Regions from separate parts of the Homo sapiens genome. Here region 2 is linked to region 1. A link is a loop called in an ENCODE intact Hi-C map of the cell type or tissue named here. Cell type or tissue: mammary epithelial cell. All regions are shown on one strand. Each heading gives the region's core, and the rest is flanking DNA. Links, peaks and the distances in the headings are about the cores only. Region 1 has its middle 77 kb from the start of CYBRD1. Region 2 overlaps SLC25A12 (solute carrier family 25 member 12).

Region 1 (7,573 bases), core at 2,392-6,391:
AAAGACCCCGTCTCAAAAAAAAAAAAAAAAATCAGGAAAGATGGCTGCCAAAATATGAATGTGGCTGTCTCTGGATGACGGGATTTCAGGTGTTTTTTGTCTTTATAATTTTCTGTACTTGGCTTTATTTTATTTCAACAAGCAGGTATTATTTACAAAGTCAATAAGCAAATGGTTATTATTTAAAAATAGTTGTGCATATGAGTACGTTACATGTGAAAGTGAGATGGTAAAGAAAACAATGGGAAATGATCGTGTTCATCTAATCCATGAAGAGGCCCCTGCCCTTTGTAGCAGATCATTGTCTCCTGATTCAGGAACAAACAAAGGAAAAAGGCCAGGACCCGTCACCCTCTAACAAGTCATAATCAGTCTCCCATCCCCTCCCGCCTCTCAAATCTGAGGATGAGAAGGAAGTAGGAGAAGGAAGAGGGGAGGGCAGGTCAATTAGAGGAGAAGAGGTGAGAAGGGACCTGAGGGTTCCGGGGCTGAGACCCTCCTCAGGCAGCTGAGGGATTGGCTGGAAGATGGACGGAGAGTGGATCACAGATGAGCTTGCTGAGATTTTCATGTACTCATTAGATTTACAAGTTAATTTACTTTGTGGACCAGGCAAAGGGTATTATATTAAGAAATAAATGATTTAACTATTGGTCCATGTTTGGGACCACCTCAGTTTTTACACAGAACACCGTGCCTCATCAGATGTTTTTGCCTAACATGGCAGTAAAGGTAATTTTTCTCTAGGGAGTATCCCAGCTTTTAAATAATGTTTTCTAGAACATTTCTAGCTGACAGGGAGTTTATAGAGTTTAAAGTTTAAAATATAAGCTTACAGGGTTAAGCTTATATTTTTACTTTCTGACAGGTAAAAAAAACTTTGTAATCTTCTCCACACAGCAATATTTACCAGTAATCCACACTTCCAACCACAACATGATTTTTGCAGGGATAGGGTTAGGCTTGGGCTGACTAGAGATTTTCTTCAAAGAGCCTCCTCATCATCAAGGCCCTTTGGAGTTTAGAATGTGTGTGGAAGGGAAGATGCCAACGCGAAGTGTGTGAGAACAACAGAAGGAGGAGACTTTCTTTTATTTTTATTTTCGAGATGGAGTCTCCCTTAGTCGCCCAGGCTGGAGTGCAGTGGAGTGATCTCAGCTCACTGCAACCTCCGCCTCCCAGGTTCCAGCAATTCTCCTGCTTCAGCCTCCTGAGTAACTGGGATTACAGGCACGTGTCACCACGCCTGGCTAATTTTTGTATTATTAGTAGAGATGGGATTTGACCATGTTGGCCAGGATGGTCTTGAACTCCTGACCTCAGGTGATCCACCCACCTCTGCCTCCCAAAGTGCTGGGATTACAGGTGTGAGCCACTGTGCCGACGTATCTTTTAATTTTTAAAATAGAGATAGGGTCTCACCATCTTGACCAGGCTGCTCCTGAACTCCTGGCCTCAAGTGATCCTCCCATCTTGGACTCCCAAAGTGCCGGGATTACAGATGTGAGCCACCACATCTGGCCAGAAGGAGCAGACTTTGTCCAGAGAATTTTTAAAGAGAAAAAAAGCTGGTTAAAAGTGGGGATATCTGGGGCAGAGCACTTGGGAAGGTTATGGAAGCTGGAGGCCAAGAGGCGCCATCGCAGAACAACACAAAAATTCAGGTGAGGTGAGGAGAAGGGAGAGCAGCTTTGGGCAGCACAGAAGGCAGCAAATACAGAAAATTATAAAGATCAAAAACCTGAAATCCCACCATCCAAAGACAGCCACAAAGGTATTTTGGTAAACATCTTTCCTGATATTTCCATATTCAATCACGTGCTTTAACATTCTTTAAATCAATTAAAAAAAAACAAAAACAAAAAACAAAACAGGGTCTGGCTCTGTTGCCCAGGCTGGCATGCAATGGTGCGATCATGGCTCACGGCAACCTCTGCCTCCCAGGCACAAGCAATCCTCCCACCTCAGCCTCCTGAGAAGCTGGGATTACAGGCACGTGCTGCTATGCCCGGCTATTTTTTTTTTTTAGTAGAGATGGGGTTTTGCAAGAGCCTAAGTTGCCAAGGCTGGTCTCAAACTCCTGGGCTCAAGGGATCCACCTACCTTGGCCTCCCAAAGTGCTGGGATTACATGCATGTAATCCGTGCCCAGCCCACATCAATCTTGGCTAGAGGAAACAAAGGGGAAAGATTACTTATTTAGGACATGGACATCCATGTGTGCTGCCTTATTGCTAACATGCTCACAAACCACTAGAAAGAACTTTTTCAGAAACTTGAATTGCCTCTGTCAGATTCTCCAGAATTTCTTTTCTTCCTTCCTCCGTCCCTTTCCTGGGCCACCTCCTCCATAGGCACCTGTGTCACTGTCAGAAAACATAACAGAGCTTGTTTCTCTTGGGACCGCATTGTGCTTTAGGGGTTCTAGCCTAACCTTATCTTTTTCCTTCAGAGCAGTGTTTTTCTTGGGTATCTCTATGGAACCCATCAGGAAAGCTCATCTCTTGAGTACCCAGGAAGCTAAGAGGGCAATAGCTGGCCAGAGTAGATCAGGGAAAGGCAAGGGAAAACTCTATGCTCACCACTTAGCTTACTCCTACAAAGTGTGTGCAGCCCATATCCAGCCAAGTTATGACTTGCCTTTGAACAGTTAACTGAGCATGATACTGCCTGATTGAAGGGTGTGGAAAGGAAACCAACATTTGGTGAGCTCCTGCTCTGTACTCTGTACTAGTTACTTTTTACATTATTTTATTCAATCTTAAAAAATGCAGAGAGACAGCATTGGTATTGTTGACATTTTGCAGATGAAGAAACTAAGGCACAGGGAGGCTAAATAACTTGTCAAAGCCACCAAATTCCTAAGTGGCAGAGCTGATATTCAAATCCAGGTGTGATTTATCCAGCTCAAAAAATCATCATCCTTCTCGCTGGGTAGAAACCCTGTGGTCAACTAGAGAGTCCAGATCTCTACCTTTGTTCTTGCTTTGGGTTGCTGCTGCTATCCAATACAGAAGGACTTTGGCCTTGAACTGTAAAAGTCGTTCTTTAGGGTAGGCATTGCCATTGCCTGATGTGTTAGTCCAGGTCCTCTGAGAAGCAGACACCAAGATGGAATTAAATGTGCAAAGATTTTATTAAGAAAAATTCTGCTGTGAGAGACATGGGCAGGAGGAGAAGGCTGAGAGCCGTCAGATGGCAATGCAAGTCCGATCTCAAAGAAGAAAAGGAGGGAAGGTTGGATGAAGCATCCTGGACCACTGAGCAGTGTAAGGAAGGTTTGGCAAAAACCTTCAGCCATAAGAGAAGTCCCACATCTCCAGGAATGAGCCTGCCTTATTATCCCCTCCCTGCTCAGTTATCGGCTGGGAGGCGCGACGGGCAGCAAGGGTCTTAGTGCAAATGCTGGGACGGACAAAAAGTGAAAGACAACCCACAGAAGGTGAGAAAATATTTGCAAATCATATATCTGATAAAGGACTTGTCTCCAGGGTATATAAATAACACAATTCAATAATAAAAAGATAAATAACTCATTTAAAAGTAGGCGAAGGATCTGAATAGAAATTTCTCCCATAGACATATACCAATGGCCAATAAGCATGAGCAGATGCTCACCATCATTAGTTATTAGGAAAATGCAAACAAAACCACGATGGGATACACGTCACACTCACTAGGATGGCTATGATAAAAAAGAGGGACAATAACAAGTATTGGTAAGAATGTGGAGAAATTGGAACCCTTATACATTCTGGTGGGAATGTTAAAGGGTGGAGCTGCTTTGGGAAACAGTCTTGCAGCTCCTCAAAAAGTTAAACATCTATTTATTCTGTCTTTCTTGTATAAATTATACCTCAGAGCAATCAAACTATTGATGAGTCATTGTTTTCTTGATAGATTTCAGCTAATAAATAAAGAAGGAATGATAGAAATCGAGTCTTATCATTTTGCAACTGCTCTCACGTACGGGTACAGACAATGATCACCAATGGGCTGCTAACATTACAGACAACCAGGCATTGTGAGCCCCCTAGTGGAAGTTCACCATGTATGACATACTGTTGATAAATAATCAAACCTGAATCCAATACAGTAGACACTAGCCACGTGTCTATTTCCATTTCAGTTAACCTCTATGTGCTGTCCATTATGGTGGGCACTAGCTGCTTGTGGTCAACTTTAAATTAATTAAAATAAAATAAAAATAATTCAATCCCTCGGTTACACTAGCATAATAGCCACATGTGTAGATATAGAACATTTCCATCATCACAAAAAGTTCTATTGCACAGGGCTGAAAATCTACCCGTTTATAGGAAGTACAGGGGACTAAAGAACATAATTCACACAGTGTAAGGATTCTATCAGCAGATCTAGGATGTGGGAAACTTTATGGGACAAATGACCCAGTTCTTTCAAGAAATAAATTACAAAGGGGAAAAAGGAGAGAGGAAAGAACTTCAATTGAAAGAGATTGAAGAAAAACATCATCAAATGCAAAGCGTGACCTAATTTGGATCTTAATTGTAAAACTCTGAAAAGCATTAGGGAGGCAATTTGGGAAATTTGAACCTTGGATATTTTATGGTCTTAAGGAAACATTGTTATTTTTTAGTGATATTATGGTTATGTTTAATAAAAGAGTCCTTATCTTTTAGAGATACATTCTGAAAGGTTACAGGAGGAATAGTCTAGATTTTTCTTTAAAGTAATACAGCATGGAAAAACAGTTGACTAGGGTATAAGATTTGCCATAATGTTGATAACTCTTGAAGTTTGAGACTCCATTAAATTGTTCCCTCTATCTTATGTTTATGTTTGACATTTTCCATAAGAAATGTTTTAAAAATTACTGGTTTTAAGTTTATTTTTATTTTTTTTCAGACAGGGTCTATGTTGCCCAGGCTGGCCTCAAACTCCTGGCCTCAAGCGATCTTCTCACCTCAGCCTCCCAAGTAGCTGGGACTACAGGTGTGCCACCATGCCCAGCTAAGTTTATTTTTAGAATCATAAACTAGGCCTGATTTTTTTGCTGTTATATCTTTTTTAGTCTCCATGTGAGAATGTTTGAAGCATAGAAGTAAATGGTTAAGACAGACAGGTGCGGACCAGGGAACAGGCTGGCATGTTTGGGAGATGGCATGCACAGCATCTGGCCACTCTTTAGGTGCTCATTAGTAAAATGTATGTGTCTTTCAAATAATTACTATCTTGTTAATAGGAAGTTTTAATTCAACTGAATAAATTCAATTCAATAAATTTTCAGAACAATTTGATAAATGTCTCATGAAGCCAATGTATAATAAAGTATTTTATCATTTGAGCACTTGATCTGTGCATAACACTCCCCTGGAGTCTGTGGATGATCCAAAAGAAAAAATAGGGAAAACTCCTAAAAAAATTATCTGGCCTTGTTAGAGAGGTAGGATTTATATGTATAGAATAATTATAGGAAATGACTAGAGGATTTCTGAGGATGGTTTAAAAAAAAATAAAAAGGAGAGTTGAAAAGGGACTTACAAAAAAAAAGGTAGCCCAAGGTTTTGCTCTAATCTAATGTTGTTGATAATGACAGTGTAAGATCTCAGAAAATGATAACCCAAAATGAAGACCTCAGAAGCAGCTCTCTCTGACCTTCTTCTCGCCTCCTGTCACTGGCCTCTCATTCTCCCCCAAGGCTAGCTACTGAAGAAACTCTTTGGCAAGGTGCATCTCAGAAACCAAAATCCATTTCCCCTAAAGCCAGCCATAAAACCTAAACATATTATTCTAACTCCACTCCTCCACCCACATCACCTTTCTGTGTAAAAACTGGCCATAAAGAAGCAATTTGACCTAGTTTGTCTGATTGTAGGTCATAAGATCTCCCCATTCCAGAGAGGGTCCAGCCCCATACCCAAGAGGAAGGAAGGCTGCACAGAGGCCAAGAAGAACCTAAATAGAGGCCAGGTGTGTTGGCTCACACCCGTAATCCCAACATTTTGGGAGGCCAAGGTGGACGGATCACCTGAGGTTGGGAGTTTGAGACCTGATGAAACCCATCTCTACTAAAAATACAAAAATTAGCTGGGTGTGGTGGTGCGCACCTATAATCCCAGCTCCTTGGGAGGCTGAGACAGGAGACTCACTTGAACCCAGGAGGCAGAGGTTGCAGTGAGTGGAGATCACACCACTGCACTCCAGCCTGGGTGACAGAGTGAGACCCCATCTCAAAAAATAATAATAATAAATTAAACATAAATAAATAATAAATAAATAATAGACAGGCCTTCTTGGGTTTCCCCACTCAGTCTATTATAGCTCATAGCCTTTCCGTCCACATTTTGGTGAACCTAAGCATGAAAGTAGACAGTTTCATCCGTATCTTTGGGTCTTCATTCCGAAGGCTCCTGTGTCATGTAAAACTATGGTCAAATACATTCATATGCCTTTTCTCCTATTACTCTGCCTTTTGTCAGTTGATTTTTGCAAACCTTTAGGGGCCACGGGGAAGTTTTCCCTTGGCTCTTATAACAGCTAACACAGGGCTTAGTACACAGCCAGCCTTTGTATGAGGCACTCACACTTTACCTCATTTAGGCTCATATTCTTGGGCAGGAAAATCGAGATCATAGTGGCCTGTATATTTTTCTCCCATATTTTAACTGTAGACACCAGGAATATCACTCCTCAAGCTTGCCTCACTCAACCTGAGCTGGTCTTTGCACACATACACGTGCCTGTGAGGAGGTGGTGGGGGAGTATGGGGAGACTGGGAAGATGTAATGGAAGCAAGACTCACCCAAAGGAAGCCCTTGGGCTAACTCACTATGGTGAGACTTGGTGTGAACTGGTGAGCTGAGCCAATGTACTTTTTTCTCTAGGGAAACTGATTTGCAAATACAGAAGGAATTATCTGCCTGGAAGAGGAGAGAGAAGGGAGCAAAGGCATAAAGAGCAAGAAGCTGAATCACATTAATGGCTAAACGCCAGCAGAAAGCTCCTGTGACTCAACCTGACTCTCCATTCTGATTTTTCCAAGGTCTAGTTATTTAGATTTTTCAAGTCCTCTTTGCACATTTATTCTTTTATAGCTAGCATGAATTTCAGAGTCTTAGGACTCAGATATGCAAAAATGTTTTTCTAATTCAAACTGTAGCATTTAGTTTAGACTCAGTCTCTTCTGGGTAAGTAAACATCAACTATGAAATTCTCCCTTCCTTCTTCTCCTTCCTTTCTCCCTGGAGAGATATGAATTCCCAGGTGGAACACAATGGGAGTGTCCATGGAGTGCTGGCATTAGGAGGAGCTCTGGTCTGAGCTTTGCTCACCCTCCCCAAGGGACCCACATGGTCCTAAATGATCTTTCTACCACATGCCTGGCTGATGGCTCTGACCCCAACAGCTCTGAGGCTGGTCCCATACTCTGCCTCTTCCTCCTTCTGTGGCCTAAATAGTCACCTCCACTTTCTCTTGGAGGGTCAAGGGCTCTTGGTTTTGTTCCCTGGACCATGCTGGCATTCACTGGCTTTTGAGAGGATTTCCCATTTTATGGAAAATCTAGAATCTGCCTGGACCTGTCCCTCAGCCAC
Region 2 (7,573 bases), core at 1,698-5,697, 210 kb before region 1:
AGTAATAGAGCCTGATAATCACGAGGGTTAGAAAGTTAATACTGCCATCTGCTGATTTGTTCTTTTAAATCAGTCTGCTACGCATGAAAGGTGTGTGAGGCTTTGTGTGTATCATTGATAATTCAGCCTGACTGACAGTAGCCTATATGTATGATTACTTGTGGCTCTCAACTTATGGAACTCAGCAGTATCCTCAAAGCAGGCTTAAGATCAGCAGTCAGCAAGCAGGCAAACACATATATAACTCCCCTTTGGCTGGATGATTTAAAGGATATAAAATGTTTATTGTTAGCATCTTTAAAAAATGTATGCAAAAAAGTATGCTAACAATTTGGATAAGCTGTGTGCTTTAGAAAGCTGAGCCCAACAGATGTTGAATTGTTTATTTTTTTCTTTTCCAGTTTACAACCAGCCTGGGGAATTTAACTTTCTAAGGATTATGATTTCCTTTGTTTTGAGGGGATTCTTTTAAAATGTCTTAAGCTTGACATATATTAGTCAATAAGAATACAACAGGCATATGTTTTTGCTTATAGGAGATACTCGTTAAACAATACTTAAAACTGCATTTTTCTTTGCAGTTTTGGCTTCCTTTTAAATAAATGAATATTGAATGCTGTGTTTCTCTGAAGAGAAGATTATGGGAGTTAGTATTCTATAATAACGAAGCCACTGTATGCCATTATGTAGGTAGCAAAATCTGGGTATGCTTAACAGCATGCTTTTCAGAGCTTTTCCAAGTGTACAGTATCTGTGTATGTTTATATGTTGTTGGTTGTAATAAGGGAGGGAATTTGGTTACATTGTTATTGGCAGTGTTCCCAGAATAGAGAAGACGCATGGCTCCGTTTCTTCTTCATGGACTTTTTGGGAAGTGTTGGATAACTAGGCTTTAAAGTAAGCATGCTTAAGAAGAGGATTTATAGCCTCAAGAAAACGTGACATTATACTGCATTTGTAAATAATTATTACATATGTATACAGAGTTTTAAGGATAATCTTTTTCCCATTTTAATGAAAACTCTGCAATGTTTGATGGGTAAATAATATGGGGGAAACTCTTTGTTGCTGGGCTTGTGTATTCATGTCTGGTACAGCTATATTGCTGATGATTCTGTCCCTTTACCTAGGTCTGATACCACAACTTATAGGGGTTGCTCCAGAAAAGGCCATTAAACTGACTGTAAGTTTATCTCTAACTGAATTTATGTCATTTGTTTAGATTACCATTAAGCCAAAAAGCTAAAATCAAGGCTAGGCGTGGTAGCTCATGCCTATAATCTCAGCATTTTGGGTGGTGGGAGGATCACTTGAGACCAGTTCTAAACCAGCATAAGCATAGTAAGAACTCAGCTCTACCAAAACAACAACAACAACAACAAAATTAAAAATTAGCCAAGTGTGGTGATTTATGCCAGGAGGCTGATGTGGGAGGATTGCTTGAGTCCAGGAATTTGAGGCTGTAGTGAGCTATGATCATGCCACTGCACTCCAGCCTGAGCAACAGAGTGAGACCCTGTCTCAAAAACAAAACTAAAATTGATGCTGCTGACACTGGCACACTGTCGCAGAATTTGTACAACTTTAATTTTACATGTAAGCATTTGATAATTTTAAATTTTATCATAAGACAAATATTTTGCTGACTTGGAAAAGCAACAGTATGCCAGAAGAGAAATGGTTGGGAATTTTGGTTAACTGATGTTGTCTTTCTAATTAGGTTAATGATTTTGTTCGGGACAAATTTACCAGAAGAGATGGCTCTGTTCCACTTCCAGCAGAAGTTCTTGCTGGAGGCTGTGTAAGTATTACTGTTAGGCGCTTCTTGTGACAAATACATTCCGTTGACCTTTTTGCACAGATATAATAGATATCTTAGTGGCATTTCTCTTGAACTCAAGGGATTCTAAGCAGGTTTTCTCAATAATCATATGGAATAAGTTTTAAATTTTATTGTAAAAGCTAACGGGTTTTGAGTGTAGAAAAGAGGTAGCATTTTCCGCCAGTTAGAATGGTGATCATTAAAAAGTCAGGAAACAACAGATGCTGGAGAGGATGTGGAGAAATAGGAACCATTTTACACTGTTGGTGGGAGTGTGAATTAGTTCAACCATTGTGGAAGACAGTGTGGCAATTCCTCAAGGATCTAGAACTAGAAATACCATTTGACCCAGCAATCCCATTACTGAGTATATACCCAAAGGATTATAAATCATTCTACTATAAAGACACATGCACACATATGTTTATTGTGGCACTATTCACAATAGCAAAGACTTGGAACCAACCCAAATGCCCATCAGTGACAGACTGGATTAAGAAAATTTGGCACATATACACCATGGAATAATATGCAGCCATAAAAAAGGATGAGTTCCTGTCCTTTGCAGGGACATGGATGAAGCTGCAAACCATCATTCTCAGCAAACTGTCACAAGGACAGAAAACCAAACACCACATGTTCTCACTCATAGGTGGGAATTGAACAATGAGAACACCTGGACACAGGGCAGGGAGCATCACACACTGGGGCCTGTCATGGGGTTGGGGGTTGGGGGTTGGGGGAGAGATAGCAGTAGGAGAAATACCTAATGTAAATGATGAGTTGATGGGTGCAGCAAACCAACATGGCACATGTATACCTATGTATCAAACCTGCACATTGTGCACATGTACCCTAAAACTTAAAGTATAATAACAAAAAAAGAGGTGGCATTTTCATCAGCTCTATCTCTTTGATGCTCCTAAAGCATTACCTTCCAGACTTTTTTAAAAGTTCTAATTCCTATGCCTTTTAAGAAATAGAGTACAGAAAATATAGTAGTGGATAGAGTTACCATTCATATATGTTAACTGGAACTTTAAAACAAGTGTGAGATGGCTGATTAATTGGGCCCTTATATCTTAGGTATAGGACTGAGTAAGCCATTGTTTAATAATAATTTTTCTTCTTTAGAGGCCAGAGGGTATGGCAAACAATAATAACGGTAACTACATTTCAGCTATTGACAGAAATTCTGAACCAAGAGACTCAGATATTTACTTAGCGCACAAAGGTTTCTGTCTTTAAAGTGTAAGCATGACATGATTATTGGCAAACAATAATAACGGTAACTACATTTCAGCTATTGACAGAAATTCTGAACCAAGAGACTCAGATATTTACTTAGCGCACAAAGGTTTCTGTCTTTAAAGTGTAAGCATGACCAATTCTTAAATCTATTTGCAGCTCAACTAATTTCATTTGTGGTATTTGTTTCATATTTGATAACACATGGTTCGTTTCAGACTTGTTTAGTCCATTTTGTTCTTGGAAACATTAATAACTTCCAGTTGAATTGGCTGACAGTCTTGGCTAAAACTTCCTCAGTTGCTTGTGAAACCTGAAGTGATGAGGTCAGTGACCTTGGCAACATTTAATTCAGAGACACTGCCTCGGGGGTCAGAGAGAGAGAGAGGTTGCTCCAGATTCTCTTTGATATGTGTCAGTGTGGCACATACCTGAGTCCTCTGCAGAGTTGCTTTGGAAGAGGTGGACTGCTGTGTGGGTGTGTGTGTGCCTGTATGCATGCCCCAGCACATTCTCAGGAAGGAAATCTCTTTGGCTACATTTCTTTTTTAATGAAGAGTTAACAGTGGACATAGAATAAAACTTTTGCTTAGGTGGATCACCAAAAATGAAGTTTCTCTTCTTCCTTTATTCCAATTAGATTCTGTAATTGGTTCTTATCTAGAGAGCGAACCTTTGCCAATCATAAATATTCTTTTTCTTGGTCATTTTAAGTTTCTGTTTGGTTAAGAAGCTTTCTAACTCATTTTTATCACAGCACATGCATACCTTTGCCAGAAATATAAGTCATGCTCTTTCTGTTCCATGTAGCTAATTATTTGTTTCCGTTTGCAATATCCAGGTTTTTGGTCATGAAGCTGACCTGTTTCCATGTCTGACATGTGACCTAAGTGGTTAAACCAAAATAAGATGTTTAGTTCCTTTGTTCTTCCTAGCTACCGACCCTGTTTATAGGTTTGAACTTTAGGAATTTCTATTGAAGTCTGGGTTGCCTTGAGGGTTGTGCTGACACTCTAAATCTCTTCCTTAATCATGACTCATTTCTGGAGGCTTTGATGGATTGTCTAGTGGGAAATTGACAGCATGAAAAATAGTCAGGTTGGACTCTAGGCAGAATGATAAGGTTGTCTGCAGTTCTTCACCACAAACGTTTTCTGCTTCCCCCTTGCTCTAAATCTCTTCTTTCAGGGAAGAAGAAAAAAGTGCAATTATTGAGTTTCTACTGACAAATTCAGTTATGCTATGCTATAAATGATTGTTAAAACATAATTCACTGTTTCTCCCCAAAGTCTATAAATTTCAACAGAGAATAAAGTCTTAAAAAGAATGAGTCTCTCTTTATAGAATATCAGGCTGTATGGGACATAGGATACTCCATTTCCTAAATGATACCTGGCAAACAGCCACCAGATTAACACTGTGAAGAGTGGCTGTCTGTGAGCCTGACCCTGAGTCTTCATCATCCTGAGTAGTGGTGGTGATACGATGTACGGTGTCCTTATGGCTTTTGGCTGAGTGCTGTCAGTGCCACTAGTGAGAAGAATGCTGCTGTTCTTCCAAAAATTACCCAATTTTAAAGATGCACCTAATACATTAACCTATTGCAGGTTAATTAGGAAGAAATGGCTCAAATTGAGTTCTAGGCTTTTTTTCCCAGAGGAAGGATTAGCTAGGACCTAGGCCTTGAGTTCCCTATAGATGAGAGGGAAATTTTATTGCCATGGAAATGACAATATTCCCTTTTAGGAAAAATGGTGTGTGTTGACTAGATCATGAAGTGACCTAGAAGTGAAAATCTCTAGTCCTTGGGCATTATATATTTTGTTGTTGTTGTATGTTTTGTTTTATTATCTGGTTTGTTTTTGTTTTCGTTTTTGTTTTGAGATGGAGTTTTGCTCTTGTTATCCAGGCTGGAATGCAATGGCACGATCTCGGCCCACCGCAGCCTCCACCTCCCAGGTTAATGCGATTCTCCTGCCTCAGCCTCCCTAGTAGCTGAGATTACAGGCATGTGCCACTGCACCCGGCTAATTTTGTATTTTTAGTAGAGCTGGGGTTTCTCCATGTTAGGCTGGTCTCAAACTCCCGACCTCAGGTGATCCACCGGCCTCGGCCTCCCAAAGTGCTGGGATTACGGGCGTGAGCCACCACACCCGGTCTTTATGATCTGTTTTTAAAGGCATGTGATTTTTGTTTTTTTGTTTGTTTGTTTTTCTTCTTTTTTGAGACAGGATCTCAGTCTGTTGCCCAGGCTGGAGTGGCGTGGTGCGATCTCAGCTCACTGCAGCCTTGACAACTCCTGGGCTCAAGGGCTCCTCCCATCTCTCAGCCTCCCCAGTAGCTGGGACTACAGGTGCATGCCACCATCCTCTGCTAATTTTTGTATTTTTTGTAGAGATGGGGTTTCATCATGTTGCCCAGGCTGGTCTCGAATTCCTGGGCTCAAGCAACCCACCTGCCTTGGCCTCCTAGTTTTGGGATTACAGGTGTGAGTCACCAGGCTGGCCAAGGCCTGTGATTTTTGATACATGCAAAAGAATACAAACAATATAATTACAGAATAATAAAATGAGCATCCATGCTTCTAGCACCCAACTTAACTAAAACGTTACTACTATTGTTGATGATGATTATTGCTTTTGATGTAGCTTGAATCAGCTAATGAGGAATAGATACCTTTCTTACTGGGCTGAACATTTTATAGGGATTATCTCATTATTGTTCCCAACTAGAGTTGAAAAAACTAAAACCTTAGTGAAATCCAAATTTTGACTTAGTAAATATCAAAATTGTGGTTCAAACCACTTCTATCTCCAAATCCATATTCTTTCACACTTGATATAGGTTTTCATTTGTTCTTTCATATATTCACTTACTCATTGAATACCTGATATCTTTCATGCAAATTTTAAAAATACCACCTTTAGGCCGGGGGCGGTGGCTCACGCCTGTAATCCCAGTACTTTGGGAGGCCGAAGCAAGTGGATCACCTGAGGTCAGGAGTTCGAGACCAGCCTGGCCAACATAGTGAAACCCCGTCTCTACTGAAAATACAAAAAAATTAGCCAGGTGAAGTGGCGCGTTCCTACAGTCCCAGCTACTTGGGAGGCTGAGGTAGGAGAATCGCTTGAACCCAGGAGGTGGAGGTTGCAGTGAGCTGTGATCGTGCCACTGCACTCCAGCTTGGGCAACAGAGTGAGACTCTGTCTCAAAAAAAAAAAACAAAAAACAAAACAAAACAAAAAAACAGAAAAAATAACAGCTTTATTGAGATATACTTAACGTACCATACAACTCCCCCATTTAATGTGTATAATTCAGTGTTTTGTTGTGAAACCATCACCACAATCAATTTTAGAACATTTTTATCAACACAGAAAGAAATGCAGTACCTTTTAGCTATCACTTCTCAATCTTCCCATCCCATCCGTAAGATCTAGGCAACTGTATTGCCCAGGCAGGAGTGCAGTGGTGCGATCAAGGCTCACAGCAACCTTGAACTGCCGGCTCAGGCAATCCTCCCACCTCAGCTTCATGAGTAGCTAGGACTGCAGGTGTGTGCCACCACCCTCAGCTAATTTTTAAGTTTTTCATAGAGACAGGGTCTTACTTGGCCAGGCTGGCCTTGAGCTCCTGGCCTCAAGCAATCCTTCTGCCTCCTCCTCCCAAAGTACTAGAGTTACAGATACGAGCCACTGCACTTGGCCTCTAGGCAACTATTAATATACTTTCTGTTTTTACAAATTCACCAATTCTGAATATTTTATATAAATGGAGGCTGGGCGTGGTGGCTCATGCTTATAATTCCAGCACTTTGGGAGGCTGAGGTGTGTGGATCACTTGAGGTCAGGAGTTTGAGACCAGCCTGGCCAACATGGTGTGAAACCCCATCTTTATAAAAAATGCAAAAATTAGCCAGGCGTGGTGGCAGGTGCTTTTAATCCTGGCTACTTGGGAGGCTGAGGCAGGAGAATCACTTGAGCCTGGGAGGCGGAGGTTGCAATGAGCAGAGATTGTGCCCACTGCACTCCAGCCTGGGCAACAGAGAGAGACTCTGTCTCAAAATAAATAAATAAATAAATAAGGAATCATGATATGTGGCCTTTTGTAAGCATGACATTGTGCCTAACTTTTTTCACTTAGCGTGTTTTCAAGGTTCATCTGTGTTGTAGCATGTATCAGTACTTAATTCATTTTTATTGCTGAATATATGGATATACTACAGTTTGTTCATTCATTAGTTGATAAACATTTGAGTTGTTTCTACCTTTTGACTTATGAATAATGCTGCTATGAATATTGGTATATAAGGTTTTGCATGGACATGTTTTCATTTCTCTTGGGTATATACGTATGAGTGGAATTGGTGTGTCATATGACAACTGTAATTAGCATTTTCAGGACTGCCAGACTGTTTTTCAAAGTGGCTACATCCTTTTGCATCCCTACTAGTAGTGTGAAGCTTCTGATTTCTCTACATCTTTGCTAGTATGTGTGTGCGCG

The links. Peaks named below come from ENCODE experiments on the same cell type or tissue, not always from the same donor. Only the 100,000 strongest peaks of a DNase experiment are listed, where the experiment ranks them.
Region 2: it touches region 1 in a loop (4-fold over the local background); 4 of 110 quality-filtered maps call a loop at or near these places.

The regions. Positions count from the first base shown.
Region 1 is chr2:171,595,389-171,602,961 of GRCh38, reverse strand. No RefSeq gene overlaps it. Among named protein-coding and RNA genes, the nearest start is that of CYBRD1, 77 kb to the right of the region's middle. In mammary epithelial cell, for the core only: a CTCF peak has its summit at 4,032 (motif pointing left); a DNase peak (open chromatin) is centred at 2,631.
Region 2 is chr2:171,803,834-171,811,406 of GRCh38, reverse strand. SLC25A12 (solute carrier family 25 member 12) reads left to right here. Exons shown (of 18, transcript NM_003705.5): 12 at 1,131-1,183; 13 at 1,721-1,801. Among named protein-coding and RNA genes, the nearest start is that of SLC25A12, 87 kb to the left of the region's middle. In mammary epithelial cell, for the core only: no CTCF peak of the experiment used is centred there; no DNase peak of the experiment used is centred there; H3K27ac peaks cover 394 bases.